Regions from separate parts of the Homo sapiens genome. Here region 2 is linked to region 1. A link is a contact called in ENCODE Hi-C or POLR2A ChIA-PET data. All regions are on one chromosome and are shown on one strand. Each heading gives the region's core, a stretch centred on a gene start or an enhancer-like site at or near the end of the contact. The rest is flanking DNA. Distances are from core to core; before and after follow the strand shown. Region 1 overlaps LOC105376375 (a long non-coding RNA gene). Region 2 has its middle 10 kb from the start of AKR1E2.

Region 1 (5,590 bases), core at 1,192-3,691:
GCAAGTACAAGCTCTTAAGATGTGAGTGACATTAAAGACATTTCTCAAAATTTAAAGCAATGCCTCTTTTCCACTTTTAAATAATTTGAAAATATGGTAACTTTTATTAATAAATGTGTTAACAGGCTATGGGTTTATTATTATTATCACTTTAAAATGAATCAATGAATAATTATTTAAATTTTTCTCAAATTTCACTTTGAAAATGCCAAAGATTAATTGAGGTGTATTGTACATTTAAAATACACACCAGATTTCAAAGATGTAGTGTGAATAGAGGAATAAAACATATTTCATTCATAATTTTTATATTAATTACACACGCAAATGATAATTTTTGAATATATTGTTTAAATAATAGAGTTAATTTAGTTGGTTTAATTTTTTTAATGTCATTACTAGACCATTTAAAACTATTTGTATATGTCTTGCTATATTTCTATTGGCAGTAGTGGTGTAGACAACTGGTTAATAAAAAGTGTAGATTTTTTAAAAATTCGACCCCGCACAGTTTTTTTCATATATTAGCTCCACTTTGATAGTCAATATGAAACTTACCCAATTGTCCCATGGAACTGATGTTTACATTTTTTAAAAGAAACATAGAAATGGACACTCCCAGTCTTAAAACTCGAGAAGCTTACATTTGTCTTATCTGAGTTTCTTTCTCAGGAAACCAACCTTTAGGCCCACTGATGATATAAAGAAACTGAAATTCACCAGATCATTCCATCTGGAGAATGAGACCACAGCCTCCTCACTCATCTTGATTGCCAAACGAATCACACGTTGCCTGCTGACCAACTACTCGTCCTTACCCCTCCCTAATTGCTGTTTTTCTGCAGGTAGTACATTTCTTCTTTGCTATATAAATCTCCAATTTTAGTTGGTTGAGGAGACAGATTTGAGTGTGATCTGTTCTCCTTGGATGCTGCACCTGATTATAGCCCTCTTCCCTGGCAATACTCATTGTCTCAGTGATTGGCTTTCTGTGTGGCAAGCAACTGACCTACAGCACAACCCTGGTGTCGGGGTAACAAAAGTATTCTTGGAAAGGAAGGCGCTGATTTGCAATTAAGCTGTTTCTCATATGGCAACTCTGTATGGTATTTTCCACCCTGTTTAGAAGCTGTGTTTTATTTAATAATGGAAAACAAGTATTCCTCAAAATTTTCCCCGTAAATGGGCTTTCAAATGAATAGAATACTGGTCCTTTTTGAAATTGTGTGAAGATTCTTACATAATGCTTTATTCCATGTTTCTATGATTTAAAATTATGTTTCCAATTCCAATGGTTAAACACAACTTACTTACATACTCCCTACTGTCTGCTTTACACAAACTATTTCTTAATACTGCGGTTGACTGTAACATACTATTTGTATGCTTATACATTTGTTAAACAGCTCAGAATAAAACCCGGATATTTGAATATCTACCCCAAATATAAAAGTAGTATTTTGAGCAGAAACCTGTGATTTTTAACTGCCAACACTATAGTTATTCTTAAATAAAAGATAACATCTTTAAAAATAAACAAAATATGTTAATTTTAAACAGTAAAGGACATCAAAAAAATTTAATAAAAATGATTCTTTATGAATTTCTTTACTATTTATTATTTTTAAGATTCATATCCTGTGTTTGAACTCAACAACTTTTGGACTGGGTTAAGATATATCGTTAAATTCGGCTAAAGCAGTGTTGTCAGATGTTTAGGATTCATATAAATTATTACCCTCTAGTTTATTATCTTCAAATCTTTCTTCAATTATTGAAGAGTTTCATTTAAAATATATTAGAAATAATTTAAAAAGTATATATTTTATATTATATAGTATCACAATTATGAACTTAGAATTACAAAATTAAATTAAAAATCCAGATAATGTTTTCTATGCATGAAAATGTAAAATTTTGGAAATTTATTTTAAAATTCTCATATAATTTACTAAAAACCAATAATAAAAGTGAATGTTTCTAACTTAATGCAACTTACAAAATGTGAAATATTTTATCATAAGTGCCCTCACAATCGACTACTCTCAGGATGGCTAAATTGAACGTATCTCAAAAGTCAAGGTTGGTTAATCTGGCAATGTACTTTTGAACTTGGGAAATATAAGGCAGTTGAAAAATAAATGGCTTAAATTTTTACTTTCCTGATCCATAGCTGAAGTATTTCCATGGCTGTATGGGGATGTCATGTTTGAAAATGTTAAATTGAAGCAAGGTCTTGTGTTAGCACAGTGTATTTGAGGATTTATCATCTATTAAGGACAGACATTTACATATTTGAAAATGTTGATCTACGTGCACATAGCTTGTTTAAATTTGTGAATCACCTCTGCAATGAAATAAGTATAAAGACCTACAGTGTGATCTAATGTTAGAATGAGTCATAGTGGAATTATGTAGTCAAAGCAAACAGTGAAAAGACACACAATAATGTGGAAAGAAATAATGACATATTACTGAATAGTTAGACTTTGAACTTTAAAATAGATATCTGCTAGATATCATTCTAGGGCAAAGCCAACTATGAGAGAGTCATTTTTCTTTAAAAGGAGCTCTTTGTGGAGGCTAAATATAATTACTATTGTGTGATTTATAGACAGCTCTCGAGCAATGTGGATATTTTTATTCCTCTCTCTCTGAGTCTGACTGTTCACTGTTGTTACCTATTTGGATAAAATATCATTTTGAAGTTTGGCCTCTTTAAAAATTCTCTAGATCTACTGGTATAATTTTAATTTGGGACTCTGAATTTTATCACATGAAATTCTAAAAAACAACTATATTCTCAGTGGTCAATTTTCTTATATTACTTCAAAAAGAGAGAAGCTTTGAGTGAAATCCTCTTTACAGAAAGACAGTCTAAATTAGAGCTGCCTCTGTTTAAAGAAAAGTTTTCTTGGTTAATAGTGTTTATAGTATGTAATATGATCTAGCATGTGGTTTTTGTTTAATAAGAATATTTAAATATTAAGTTAATTCAGTATCTAACAATATATGTACGTGGGGACAAAATAATAAGAAAAAATATAGAATGTATAATACAAAAAGAGAATCTTTTTATGTGTCAAAAATGTGTATTCAGGAAATTGTTTTTACATTCTTTAAAACAACTGTTAAGTAGACAGAAATAACAAGATTAAGAAAATATCTATTTATGAGCCAGTATTCAAAAACAAACCACTAAGTGAAAATAGTTATACAGTTTTTAATAAATCTGAAAAAAACCTGTATGGTAAAAACTTGATTTTCTTATCACATTTGCACCCTTTCAAATACATAGATTTATTTCAGTAAACTTATTAGAGGAATGTTGACAATAAAGACATTCTACCTAAAATTATGCAACACGAGATATATAAAAACATGGATAGATGCATGAAACATTATGGATAGTAAAGGATATTTGAAAATGAAACGTTATGGGCAGTAAGAAATATTTGAAAAAAAAGAGAGATTAATGAGAGAAATTTTACCACTAAATATTAAAACACAATTAACCTCTAATAACTACTACTTTTATTAGTGTTGATCTGGTAAAAGAACATAAGACATTGTGTGGCAAAGTTGAGTCCCCAAAACTATCTGTAAGAATTTAATATATGATAACATTGCATTACAAATCAAGGGAAAGCATTGGTGAAAGAACGCAACTCAAAAACATATTTCGATTATTTTTTACTGCCTAAATTTTTAGGAAAAATTTAAAAACTGCATGTTTTATATTATGTACTATCACAGTTATGGACTTTAGAATTATAAAATTAAATGAAAAATCCAGATAATATTTTCTATGGATAAAATGTAAAATTTTGGAAATTTATTTTAAAATTGTCATATAATTTACTAAAAATCCTTAACTAATAAAAATGAATGTTTCTAACTTAATGCAACTTACAAAATGTGAAATTTATCATAAGTGCCCTCACAATCCACTTCCAAAATTCCAGGTGGATTTCACACAAATTTCACGATGAGATAAACGAAAGGAAAAGAATGAAGAAGTAGGAAAATAATAGAGAGAAAGGATGAAGAAAGTGAAGTAGTTAGGGGCAAATTTATGACTACAAGTTATGGATTTAGCTAGGCTTAGAAGCTAAAAGCAAAGATTACAAAATAAAATATTTTAGATTTGAGGGCATAAAATGTAAATATTTTTGGTCATTAAAAACACAATAATCAAGGCAGAGAATATGAAACAGGCACACACCTACAAACACACGCCCAGGTATAAGTGTGCACACACACCCAATGACAATAAAAATGGGCAAAGACATTAACAGACTTGACTAAAGAGGGAATATACATGGCTAATAAAACACAAGAAAATCCAATCCATTGATAATCAAATAATGGTAAGATAGTATATGGTGAATTTTTCTTTTTATAATTTTTGAGGATTAAAATTGTTTGAGGTGAAGTAATAGGATGAGATGGACTCTTAGACTATGCTATTTGAAATATAAATTAGTACAGTCTTTCTGATTATTATTTTAAAAATATGTATCAAGGACCTTAAAAATGTCCATGGCCTTTGATTCAGTAGTTCTATTTTTAGAAATGCATTCTGAAATATGAAATCATGATCAAAAGTATTTAGAACTTACCTTCAACATAAATATTAAAAAAACCAAGGACAGGTTTAATAGGTGGTTATTTACTAGCTAAATAGCATACTCATTTCTAAAGTATGTTTCCAATTAGGTTCAAATGAATGACCCAAAGACTTTCAATATAATCTTGTGTGAAACAATCAGGAGAGAACTGTGTACATTGCATAGTTTAATCTCAAAATGAAATATTGAAATGATAGGCAGGAAGTATACTAAAATATTGAAATTATTTTTCTCTGAGGTATGGGTTTGTATAGGATTTTTTTTAATGTAGGTTTTCTATATTTTTATTTCCATTTCTACATTTCTATTATTTTCACATATTTCCTTAATAATCACGAAAAATCATAACTCTTCCGAAAACCATTAAAAGCCTGTAATGTAAGAGCTATGCCACAGGGCACAGGGCACTCCCTTGCTGAAGCACAGACATTCTTTCCCTCAGTTAGAAAAAGTCTTCTCTAAGGAGGTAGAGCTTTTCCTTTTTTAACATTCATTATTAACACACACCTTACATCAACTTGAAAAGACATGTGCAGATTATAATGCTAAGTGTTTAGGAAAATTGAACCTAGGATTTCAAAAAAAGTGTTCAACAAAATTTCTACTCTTGAATGACAAATGAAAGCATTAGCTAAATGCCACAGGCCAGAAACTCATGCTTTCTAATGAAAAGAGAGGGAAGTAAAGATGAAGACTTCATAAATTATCTTTCAAACAGCTAAAAATAGAGAGATACTTATTTCAGTAAAAAATTATTTAACTTTCACAGCATCAATCACTCTTCATGAATTGACATGCACCTTCTACTCAGTAGGACTATTTCACTACTTCTTTTATGATAATAATTTGTTAACTCTTTGGGCCCAGATTAATGGAGGTAAACCCAATTGAGGACCACTAACTCCAGTACCAGTTCCTCCTTGAATTTCCTGGGACAGGAAGCCGACTTTGACTGAGTT
Region 2 (5,590 bases), core at 2,249-4,748, 89 kb before region 1:
CTTTACTACCACTGTGCTTTTTTTTTTTAAGTTGGAAAGGTAGCCCATATTTTAGAACTATAAGATAATTTCCTGTAGGTTTTTATTCTAAATTTTTTGTTTAGAATAATATGAAAGCATTCATTTATGGGATGATATCTAATATTAGATAATATTAGATAATAATATTGTTGATATTATATGTCAGCTTTTATAGCTCATAGTCAAATTTACAACAATTCAATCTCAGATGTCTAGAATATATTTGTCCTTTCTGTAAATGATTTGCATCTTTTCATAAAATCTTAGTTTGAACTACCCAGATATGCCTTCTTGTTTTAGGGTGCTTCAAATGTCTTGGGCAAGAATTTAGGAGAATAATATAAATGATAAAGATGTAAACAAATGAACAATTACCACATTCTTTATAATGAAAGAATTGAAACTCTAGATGACAAGAAGATGGTATATATATGAGTAAATGTTAAAGCCCCGTCGTGTACACATGAGAATGTGGAAGGAAAGGGTCTTGTCCCCCTCGATGGGGACACACAGGGGATAGCAACTTGCCAATCTCAGACTGTGCAGGCACGTACCCTTCGAAGCAGCAGTTCCTCTGCATTATAGCACTGTGTGACACAGAGAAAAAAATAGGAACAAATGATGTGTCTGTAGCAAGGCTGCTTCTGGAGGTATTAATTTATGCATCTCTCCTCTCTCTGCTTCTCCTTCTTCCCTCTTCCTTTATTTCCTCCTGGAGTTGGGCCTTACAGCTCCTTGTCTGAGGGATCTGGGCAGGGAAGGCAGCAGAAGCTTCCAGAAGACAAAGGCTCTTCAGGCCAAGTGCCCTGGATACAGGGTGAAGAGAAGGAGCTTTGGAAAGAAAGATCTGAGGGTAAAGCCTGCAATGCCTCTCCTGGACCCAAGGATGGGTGAGTGACTGCTCTCTGGCCAAATGGCTGCTGCTTCATCCCTTGGTGAGAGGCACTCAGAGGGACGACTCGCAGCCTCAAGGAGGACGCCCTGTTCCTCTGGCCCAAAAGCAGCGAGAGCCTGATAACCGGGAGACAAGAGCAGGGGCCATCCACCTTCAGCAGGGACTGGCTATCCAACTGGCTTCTTCACCAGCCTGGTTGGAATTAAGTCCACTGGAAGGAAACAACAACTATTTTTAATATTAATTTAAGTTGTTTTTTTGTTTTGTTTTGTTTTGTTTGAGACGGACTCTTGCTCTGTCGCCCAGGCTGGAGTGCAGTGGCACAATCTTGGCTCACTGCAAGCTCTGCTTGCCGGGTTCACGCCTTTCTCCTGCCTCAGCCTCCCCAGTAGCCGGGACTACAGGCGCCTGCCACCACGCCCAGCTAATTTTTTGTATTTTTAGTAGAGATGGAGTTTCACCATGTTAGCCAGGATGGTCTCGATCTCCTGACCTCGTGATCCGCCCACCTTGGCCTCCCGAAGTGTTGGGATTACAGGTGTAAGCCACTGCGCCTGGCCTTAAGCTTTTACATTGGAATTTGTTTTGCCTTAAATTGGAAGAATAAAGACTGATTGGATGAATTGTGGAATCTATAGAAGGGAATATTCTGCCACTACTGAAATCCATGTGGTGCAGCCACACATGCTGATAGGGAAAGTGTCCAAGGTCCCACATTCAGTGAAAAAGCAAGACGTGTGATATGGTTTGGCTTTATGTCCCCACCCAAATCTCATGTTGACTTGTAATTCCCAGTGTTGGGGGAGGGACCAGGTGGAAGGTGATTGCATCATGGGGGCAGATTCCCCCTTGCTGTTCTCGTGATAGTGAGTTCTCATGAGATCTGATGGTTTAAAAGTGTGTGACAGTACCCGCTTCCCTCTCTCTCTCTCCTGATCGGCCATGTTAAGATGTGCTGGCTTCCCCTTTGCCTTCTGCCAAGGTTGTAAGTTTCCTGAGGCCTCCCCACCCATGCAGAACTGTGAGTCAATTAAACCTCTTTTCTTCATAAATGACCCAGTGTCAGGTAGTCATTTATAGCAGTGTGAGAACAATTAATACAACGTGGAATTTGATAAATATGATACATACATTCAAACACTTAATATACTGTATATACATACACACACATATACACATATGCATACATATACAAACATACACATATGTAAATACACACATACATACATACAAATACACAGACATGGGCACATAGACATACACACAAAGATGTACTCACAGACACACAAATACACAGACACAAGTACACAGACACACACACATATACTGTATACACACACGTGCATACACATATGTAATATGCATACACATACACAGAGACACAAATAAACACAAATAGACACACATACATACACCCACATAGACACACTCACCCCAAAGACACATACACATTCATATACACACACACACCCCATCTATCTATCCATCTATGTGCTCCATATGCACAGAGAATTTTGCAGTAAATGAGAAATGTAACAGTGATTACCTACGGGAGGGAGCAGTAAAGCATAAGACAATTTTTAAAATGCTGCATGTTGTGAGACTTTTAAAACACACATGTCTTAATTTATGATTTTTAAAAACGGTTTATAAATGGAAGAAATGTGAGAAAAGACATTTTTATATTTACTTGCACAGGCAAAAAATGTAAAGCCAACATATTTTTCGGAGCCTCATTTTCTAAATAATTATCTTCTTATTGATTATTTATAGATTGATTCAGAGAAAAATCACAAATTGTAAATCAAGTTGATTAGGATGTACTTCACTTGAGCTTTGGAAATATTTTGTGAATTCATTAATTTATAAATAAAATTGAGGGAAAATAATGGTATAATTAAAAATAGTTCCTACATGTTAGTGGACAACTTGCCTTCTAAGTTAGGACTTCAAAGTTGGTGAAACCCTTGTGCGCTTTATAGATTGGTTCTTCCTGCCCTCTGGTGGCCATTAATCGTTCCTACATATTAGTGGACAACTTGCCTTCTAACGGAGGACTTCAAAGTTGGTGAAACCCTTGTGCGCTTTATAGATTGGTTCTTCCTGCCCTCTGGTGGCCATTAATCGTTCCTACATATTAGTGGACAACTTGCCTTCTAACGGAGGACTTCAAAGTTGGTGAAACCCTTGTGCGCTTTATAGATTGGTTCTTCCTGCCCTCTGGTGGCCATTAATCGTTCCTACATATTAGTGGACAACTTGCCTTCTAACGGAGGACTTCAAAGTTGGTGAAACCCTTGTGCGCTTTATAGATTGGTTCTTCCTGCCCTCTGGTGGCCATTAATCGTTCCTACATATTAGTGGACAACTTGCCTTCTAACGGAGGACTTCAAAGTTGGTGAAACCCTTGTGCGCTTTATAGATTGGTTCTTCCTGCCCTCTGGTGGCCATTAATCGTTCCTACATATTAGTGGACAACTTGCCTTCTAACGGAGGACTTCAAAGTTGGTGAAACCCTTGTGTGCTTTATAGATTGGTTCTTCCTGCCCTCTGGTGGCCATTGCTCAAAATGCAGACAGAGCTGTGTGGAGGTGAAACAATGAAACTTTTTTTGTTTTTTCGCTTTGTTTTGTTTTGTTTTTGAGACGAAGTTTCGTTATAGTCACCCAGGCTGGAGTGCAATGGTGCAATCTCGGCTCACTGCAACCTCCGCCTCCCGGGTTCAAGCGATTCTTCTGCCTCAGCCTCCCGAGTAGCTGGGATTACAGGCGCCTGCCACCATGCCCAGCTAATTTTTGTATTTTTAGTAGAAACGGGGTTTCACCACGTTGGCCAGGCTGGTCTTGAACTCCTGACCTCAGGTGATTCGCCCGCCTTGGCCTCCCAAAGTGCTGGGATTACAGGCATGAGCCACTGCACCTAGCACAATGAAACTATTAATACAGCCCAGGCAGTGACTCACAGAAGCCTGAGAAATCCTCTCAATTTCCTCATTTTAATTTTGCAACATAATCTTGCTATCTTGATTAGTCTCACTCGATATTACTGACATAAAATCGAATTATGCCATCTCAAGTATTTCAGTTATATATTAAATTATCGAAAGCTACAGTAATTTTCTGTAAAACTTTTACATGTATAGTATATTGTTAGACCTTACCACAATAAGGGGTGTTTTGCAAATAAGAAAATAAAAACACTTTTAAGTGAACTTATTTTTTTTCTTACTGTTAGGTAAGTCCTTTAAATATTCTATATTTTTGTTTCACATTACCACTCCGTATGTTCTGTCAAGTGTACACTTACTATTCAGATTCCACGAGGAATAGAGTGACTCCGAGGGAGGCTGGTACACTTAGTAAGTGGCAGGCCCAAGGGTTGGAAAACAATCTGGCTCCTGAGTTTGTGTCTAAGCTTTCCTTCTTTTAAAAATCCATAGGGTTAATTGTGAAGTAATTTTTAAGCATTTAACTAGAATGTGTTGATAATGTGCAACTTGTAAAATCTTATAAGATACAATTTTTGTTTAAGGCAATGTTTGTTTACCTTTTTTTTTTTTTTTTTTCCTGAGACAGAGTCCTGCTCTGTTGACCAACCTGGAGTGTAGTGATGGGAGCTCTGCTCACTGCAACCTCTGCCTCCCGGTTTAAGCCTTTCTCGTGCCTCAGCCTCCCGAGTAGCTGGGATTACAGGAGCATGCCACCAAGCCTGGCTAATTTTTGTATTTTTAGTAGAGACGGGGTTTCACCATGTTGGTCAGCCTTGTCTCAAACTCCTGACCTCAAGTGATCCACCTGCCTTGGCCTCCCAAAGTGCTGGGATTTCAGGCGTGAGCCACTGTGCCCGGCTGGTTTACCGTATTTTTTAATACACTAATATGTGTTAGCCTCAAAGACCTAGTTTCTTCTATAAAGTTTATAAACCAGGCTTCATGATTTTAGGGGAGATGACTTTTTAGAATATCTAAAAGGAGATGTTTCATTTTTTAAACCAAAATTTAGAAGCAGAAGCTACCTGGCACTAGTGTCCTTTTATCCATCATGAAAGTCTAGTCCCTTTGGTAGGGGACAAATGGATGCTTGTGGCTCAAGAGAAAGTAAACCCTGAGAAAGAGTTACTGAGTTAGAGTATGGTTTCAGATAAAAACGGTGATTAACTTCAGAAGATTTTTTTTATAATTATGGAACTCCAGACTAAACATTCTTAGGGTTTCTGGTCCAAAAGAGCTTCATTAAAAAAATATATATATATATACTTGGACATTCCACTGATCGCCGCTGTTTCAGGTGGGGTCATTTTAAGCTGTTAGTCATCTCTGGACCAGTCGCTGTGATCATTCCAAATGATTTCCCCCTTGAATTTCAATGACATCTATGCTGGGCTCAAGGGCTCATGCCTGTAATGCCAGCACTTTGAGAGGCCAAGGTGGGTTGATCACTTGAGACCAGGAGTTTGAGACCAGCCTGGCCAACGTGGCAAAATCCTGTCTCTACTAAAAATACAAAAAAAAAAAAATTAGCTGGGCACGTTGGCTCATGCCTGTAATCCCAGCTACTCTGGAGACTGAAGCACGAGAATTGCTTGAACCCAGGAGGCAGAGGTTACAATGAACCGAGATGACACCACTGCACTCCAGCCTGGGCAACAGAGTAAGACTGTCAAAAAAAAAAAAAA

What was found. A loop is a pair of places that touch in the nucleus more often than their neighbours do. ChIA-PET counts read pairs that join two places held with the same protein, here RNA polymerase II (POLR2A).
Region 2: a loop to region 1 is called in a map of endothelial cell of umbilical vein, with 4 times the contacts of the local background. The contact joins two enhancer-like sites. A Hi-C loop is called at or near these places in 1 of 168 maps with a recorded cell type or tissue (endothelial cell of umbilical vein). POLR2A ChIA-PET finds 5 or more read pairs at or near these places in 2 of 52 experiments (WTC11 and endothelial cell of umbilical vein).

What each region holds. Positions count from the first base shown.
Region 1 is chr10:4,723,007-4,728,596 of GRCh38, reverse strand. The region is part of intron 2 of LOC105376375 (a long non-coding RNA gene); the gene reads left to right. Among named protein-coding and RNA genes, the nearest start is that of MANCR, 48 kb to the right of the region's middle. Within about 2 kb of position 2,441, at least 6 of the 41 ENCODE cell types and tissues checked have a DNase peak (open chromatin) inside an H3K27ac peak, as active enhancers do; they include endothelial cell of umbilical vein, where a contact is called at or near this core.
Region 2 is chr10:4,813,324-4,818,913 of GRCh38, reverse strand. No RefSeq gene overlaps it. Among named protein-coding and RNA genes, the nearest start is that of AKR1E2, 10 kb to the left of the region's middle. RefSeq lists enhancers at 3,350-3,399, 2,836-3,483. Within about 2 kb of position 3,498, at least 10 of the 41 ENCODE cell types and tissues checked have a DNase peak (open chromatin) inside an H3K27ac peak, as active enhancers do; they include endothelial cell of umbilical vein, where a contact is called at or near this core.